Linked DNA regions of Mus musculus: region 1 is linked to region 2. Evidence: chromatin loops called from intact Hi-C (ENCODE). Cell type or tissue: heart. All regions are shown on one strand. Links, peaks and the distances in the headings refer to the core of each region. The heading gives the core; the rest is flanking DNA. Region 1 holds the start of Hs6st1 (heparan sulfate 6-O-sulfotransferase 1). Region 2 has its middle 6.1 kb from the start of Neurl3.

Evidence for each region. Hi-C counts contacts between places; a loop is a spot of excess contacts. Peaks named below come from ENCODE experiments on the same cell type or tissue, not always from the same donor. Only the 100,000 strongest peaks of a DNase experiment are listed, where the experiment ranks them.
Region 1: a loop joins it to region 2, with 2.3 times the contacts of the local background. A loop is called at or near these places in 6 of 42 quality-filtered maps.

Annotation. Positions count from the first base shown.
Region 1 is chr1:36,067,398-36,070,303 of GRCm38, forward strand. It overlaps Hs6st1 (heparan sulfate 6-O-sulfotransferase 1), which reads left to right and starts at 1,003. Exons shown (of 2, transcript NM_015818.2): 1 at 1,003-1,787. The coding sequence starts at 1,261. In heart, for the core only: a CTCF peak has its summit at 1,570 (motif pointing left); DNase peaks (open chromatin) are centred at 894 and 1,944; H3K4me3 peaks cover 2,458 bases; H3K27ac peaks cover 2,435 bases.
Region 2 is chr1:36,278,054-36,280,959 of GRCm38, forward strand. No RefSeq gene overlaps it. Among named protein-coding and RNA genes, the nearest start is that of Neurl3, 6.1 kb to the left of the region's middle. In heart, for the core only: CTCF peaks have their summits at 1,364 (motif pointing left) and 1,578; a DNase peak (open chromatin) is centred at 1,378.

The sequences.
Region 1 (2,906 bases), core at 253-2,752, 210 kb before region 2:
AACTCTGCACAGGTCATTTCACTCCCCACCTCCAGTTGTTCTGGCCGCCTAAGTATAGCTAGGGGCCCAGTACAGAGTACAACATGGGCGACGGGACCTTCCACATGTTATAGGCTGCATAGATTACTACTAGAGCCTCCAACTTGCAGCCTAGGGCCCAGGCGACCCTCCACTACAGGCAGAGCACCAATCAAGGCTGCAGATACTGCTGCCAATGTAAAAAAAAAAAAAATCACGAAGGTTGGAATTTTAATTTTTTTCTAATGTTGGTTCACTATTTTGTTTGTTTGTTTGTTTGTTTGAGTATGACCAGGATCAAAACAGGGCACACTGGGCGAGAGGGACAAATAAAGCTTGTCCTCTGGTCTCTGCACACATTTCGGTTTATCTTCAACTGAGGGCTTTGGGTCATTGTCCCAGTGCCTCCAGGGGACTGGTGATATCCACGTAAGAGCCGGATCCATGCCCTTAACGTCTCTCTTCCTTCCCCACCCTTACTGGTAGTCCTAAACCACCTGGTGGTCCCGACTCCCAGCGCTCTCGAACTTGGAACTTCCTATCCTTCAATGTGAAGGTCAAAGCCTCCGTATTCCCGTGGGAGACAGAGAGCGCAGGTAACACAAACTACCATAACCAGAGAAGGTGAAAAAACTCGGGCTCCCAAACCCAGGACCAATGCCCAAAAGAGCCACCCACTCGTAGGCTCGGGACAACCCAGTCGCCACCCACAGGTCTGCGAGCTGGATCCAATGCCCTTTCCGTAGCGACCGGCGTTGACAGTGTGAGAGACACGCGACCCGTCGCCCAGCTCTGGCCTGTGCCTGGGCCTCCTCCGGCCCCGCCCCTCCCCCAGGGCGCTCCAGAGGCGGAGCGGAGGATCGGAGCGGGCGGCGACAGCAAGAGGCGCCGCGAGGGCGGGCCAGGGGCGGGCCGGGGCGGAGCCGCGACGAACTGCGGAGACGCGGCGGCGCACGGGGCGGTGCAGAGCGTTCTCGGCGCTGAGCTTTGCGGGCGGGTGCGGGCGCGCGCGGCTGCGGGGCGCTGTGGCGGGGGCCGGGCTGTACGCTAGCCGAGCCGGGATCGGGGCGGGGAGCAGCCACGGCGCCGCCGAGGCCCGGGGCCCGCGACGCTGCGCACAGCCTGGGCGCCGAGTAGCCGGGCCGGGCCGGAGCGCGGGCGGCGGTGGCGGCGGCGGTGGCGGAGCAGCTGCGCCCCCCGCCCTCCCAGGCCCGGCGCCCGGGCCGCTGGCGATGGTGACACATGCGGCGGCGGCGCGCCGGCGGCAGGACCATGGTTGAGCGCGCCAGCAAGTTCGTGCTGGTGGTGGCGGGCTCGGCGTGCTTCATGCTCATCCTTTACCAGTACGCGGGCCCGGGGCTGAGTCTGGGCGCGCCCGGTGGCCGCGTGCCCCCCGACGACCTGGATCTCTTCCCCACGCCGGACCCACATTACGAGAAAAAGTACTACTTCCCGGTGCGCGAGCTGGAGCGCTCGCTGCGCTTCGACATGAAGGGCGACGACGTGATCGTCTTCCTGCACATCCAGAAGACCGGCGGCACCACCTTCGGCCGCCACCTAGTGCAGAACGTGCGCCTCGAGGTGCCCTGCGACTGTCGCCCGGGCCAGAAGAAGTGCACCTGCTATCGGCCCAATCGCCGCGAGACCTGGCTCTTCTCTCGCTTCTCCACGGGCTGGAGCTGCGGGCTGCACGCTGACTGGACCGAACTCACCAACTGTGTGCCCGGTGTGCTAGACCGCCGCGACCCAGCAGGTCTGCGTTCGCCCAGGTGAGCGCCCGCTGCGGGAAAGTGTGATGGCGGGGGGGGGGGGGGGTACCCCTAAGCCCCGGGCCAGATCTGCCCTCTCCTCTCTTGGGGCCCCTTCCAGTCTGCGGGATCCCAGGATTCCCATCTCATCCTTCCCTACACCTGCCACTCCTGACCTCTGATCCCTCTTTTCACCCTCTGTTCCGTGCCTCTCCTCGCCACTGGCCTGTCTGCGCAGTGCCCAGACTTCCTCCTGGGTCACTGCCCGCTGCTCTCTGTCCACCCTACCTGCTATGCACTGCGGGCTAGCCTGAGAGATAAACCTCGGGGACTAGAGGTCCAGGCTTGGCTCTAGAGGCAGAAAAACAGGTGTGTCTCTGTGTGCATGTGTAGCCCGTACCCGTCTAGTACTAAAAGTGGAGCAAGAGAAATGCGGTTCCTCTTCCTGTGCACCTGTGGTATCTCCAGGCCCTCCGGTGCCTGCCAGCCTGGGGAGGAGCTGCCAGGAAAGGGGTGGGCTCTGCCTGCCGGTGTGTGCAGGTAGAACAAAGGCCCGTGTGACCCAGACTGAAGTCGGAGAGAAGGCAGCACTACCTGGCCTCCCCAGCCACAGAAGTGGAACAAAAGCCTCCAGTTGAGGACTGACTTCCCTAGAAATCTATCCACCGGCCAGGTTAGGGATAGCTGAGACCGTCAAAGCTACTTGTAAAGCCAGGGACCTCCCAGCAAGGCCCATCACTCTCCTCCTTGTCTGGGGATGTGAGTGAGGGCCAGCCCCTCTGAAAGCACTTTGTAAAGTTGAGATTGTAGCCCTGTTTCTGTTGGTGCCCAGTGATCCTCCTGGGATTACCTTCTTCCTAACCCGCCCCACCCCACCCCAGGAATTAGGGCTTCTAGCCTGCCTTTGTTTCTCTTCCATATTTGCTGTAGGACTGAACTTACAGAGGAGCTAGGAAGTGGGTGTGGACAAATTTTAACTGAAGTCGCTATTTTCCTTGGTACACTTGGGGCAGGAAGGTGCTGGCTCTCCTGTGGGGTTGGGACTCTAGGGTCCAACCAACCTGGAGCTGTTTGCATGCTTTACAGGCTGCTAGAGTTGAGTGGTAGATACACACACTGCACCCCACGCCTAGCAGTGCT
Region 2 (2,906 bases), core at 91-2,590:
GTAACTACACTGTAGCTGTCTTCAGACACTCCAGAAGAGGGCATCAGATTTCGTTACAGATGGTTGTGAGGCACCATGTGGTTGCTGGGATTTGAACTGGGGACCTTTGGAAGAGCAGTCGGCGCTCTTAACCACTGAGCCATCTCACCAGCCCAAGGATTTTTTAAAAAGATTTATTTATTATTTTATCTAAGTACACTGTAGCTGTCTTCAGATGCACCAGTAGAGGGTGTCAGATTTCATGATGGGTGGTTGTGAGCCACCATGTAGTTGCTGGGTTTTGAACTCAGGACCTTCAGAAGAGCAGTCAGTGCTCTTACCCACTCTAGTGGCTATTCCTGGTTATCAACTTGACTATATTTGGAATGAACTACAATCCAGAATTGGAAGGCTCACCAGTGACCCTTATCTGGAGGCTTGGAGATCCTTATCTGGATCTTGGTATGGAGATCTTGAGCCATAGTGGCGATGGATTCCAGAAGATTAAATCTCGGAGTTTAAGGAACACACCTTTAATCTGGGCTACACCTTTTCATCTGGGATTAAGGGTGTGGTGGAACACACCTTTAATCTGGGCTACACCTGCTGGAGACAATATAAGGACATTGGAAGAAGGGAGTCTAGCTCTTGCTCCTTCGCCTGCTTGCTGCGTGAGACTGAGTAACTGCTAGATCCTTGGACTTCCATTCACAACTGTGACTGAACAATTGTTGGGAATTGGGCTGCCGACTGTAAGTCATCAATAAATTCCTTTACTATCTAGAGACTATCCATAAGTTCTGTGACTCTAGAGAACCCTGACTAATACACCCGCTGAACCATCTCACCAGCCCGAGATTTTGTTTCAAAAAGAAAAAATAATCTGAAAGTGATGGTCATAGTTGAGCATCATCAGTTTTGGTACCCATATGGGTACTAGAAGTAGTCTCCATGGATATCAAGGGACCACTGTACTATTATACAAAACACTGCTTGTTGCCTCAAGACTATGAAGTAAATGTCACTGAAGATGCAGAACATCACACAGACACACCCACGCCTCCATGTGCATATTGCTAAACACACACACACACACACACACACACACAAACACACTTCTATTCACACAAAGTTTAGGTACACCATTCTAATGCAGAAGTCAGGACTGGGTCTCTCTAGAAGTGTAGAACAGGAGAAGTACCTTGAAGAACTGAGTTGGTTGTTAGGTAGCTGTGTGCACCACCACTTGGATTCTCAAAGGGTGTGTAATGTGAACCTACGTTGGCTTACTTCCCTTCCAGTCTGAAATTCTTCAGAATGAGTTTAGGGGAGCCTTCAGAAAAACTTGGTCAGCACTGCCCCCTGGTGGCGAGGAGATAGACTGTGGGCCTGGTACCTAGGAGGGAAAGGGTCCTGTTAGCAGGGCCCCAAAGGTTCCTAGGTACTAGGTCTCGGTCACCAATTCTGCTTGTTCATGGGCATTCTAACAACTCTGGGAGTCCACTGAGTTCTCCAAGTCAATACCATAAGTCCTCAGGCAGTGTCAATTGCTGTTACTGGCAATGAGGCCAGGTCGGGGAGGCCAAAGCATGCTGACTGGCTCAGGGCTGGAGACCAATTCATTGTGCAGAGCACTTACTCCACCTATAGAGGACCCAGGTTAGGTCCCTATGGCAGCTCACTGCTGTCTGTAAGTCCAGTTTAAGGAGATCCAACACCCTCTTCTGGTCTCCCTGAGTTCTAAGCATGCACATAGCCCACAGACATGCATGCAAATAAAACATTCATATATGTCAAATAAAAGAGTATTTCTTTTTACTAGCTGGTTTTGTGTGTCAACTGGACACAAGCTGGAGTTATCACAGAGAAAGGAGCCTCCCTTGAGGAAATGCCTCCATGAGATCCAGCTGTAAGGCTTTTTCTCAATTAGTGATCAAGGAAGGAGGGCCCATTGTGGGTGGTACCATCTCTGGGCTTGTTGTCTTGGGTTCTATAAGAGAGCAGGCTGAGCAAGCCAGGGGAAGCAAGCCAGTAAAGAACATCCCTCCATGGTCTCTGCATCAGCTCCTGCTTCCTGACCTGCTTGAGTTCCAGTCCTGACTTCCTTGGTGATGAACAGCAGTATGGAAGTGTAAGCCGAATAAACCCTTTCCTCCCCACCCCAACTTGCTTCTTGGTCATGATGTTTGTGCAGGAATAGAAACCTTGACTAAGACAGTCTTTTTTTTTTTTTTTTTTTTTTTTGTAGCCAACTCCTAGTGGAAAGGGGTTTCCTCTCCAACCACCCTGTGCATGCGGTTGATGGTTCGAATAAGATTGTCTCCAATAGGGCTGGAGAGATGGCACCGTGTTTAAGAGCACTGACTGCTCTTCCAGAGGTCCTGAGTTCAATTCCCAGCAACCACATGGTGGCTCACAGCCATCCACAATGTAATCTGATGCCCTCTTCTGGTGCATCTGAAGACAGTGTACTCATCATATATATTAAATAATTCAATCAATCAATCTTTTAAAAAAAAGATTGCCCCCTCCCCCCATAGGCAATGCTTGGTCTCTAGTTGGTGGAACTCAAAAGAGAAGGATTCGGAGGTGTGTCATTAGGGGTGGGGGACAGAATACAGAGCTAGTTCCAGGACAGCCAAGGCTATACATAGAAACCCCATCTCAGAAAAACAAACAAACCGATAACGTGAGCTCTCGGCTACCGCTCCAGCGCCATGCCTGCCTGCATGCTGCCATGTTCCCCACCATGATGGTCATGGGCTCACCCTCTGACACTGTAAACAAGCCCACGACTATATGCTTTATTCTCTAAGTTGCCTTGCTCATGGTGTCTCTTCACAGCACTAGATCGGTAACTAAGACAGGTGGTGAAAGCTTAGGGGTAGGACAGATATGAAATGAATGACTTGAAAGCAATCGATTGG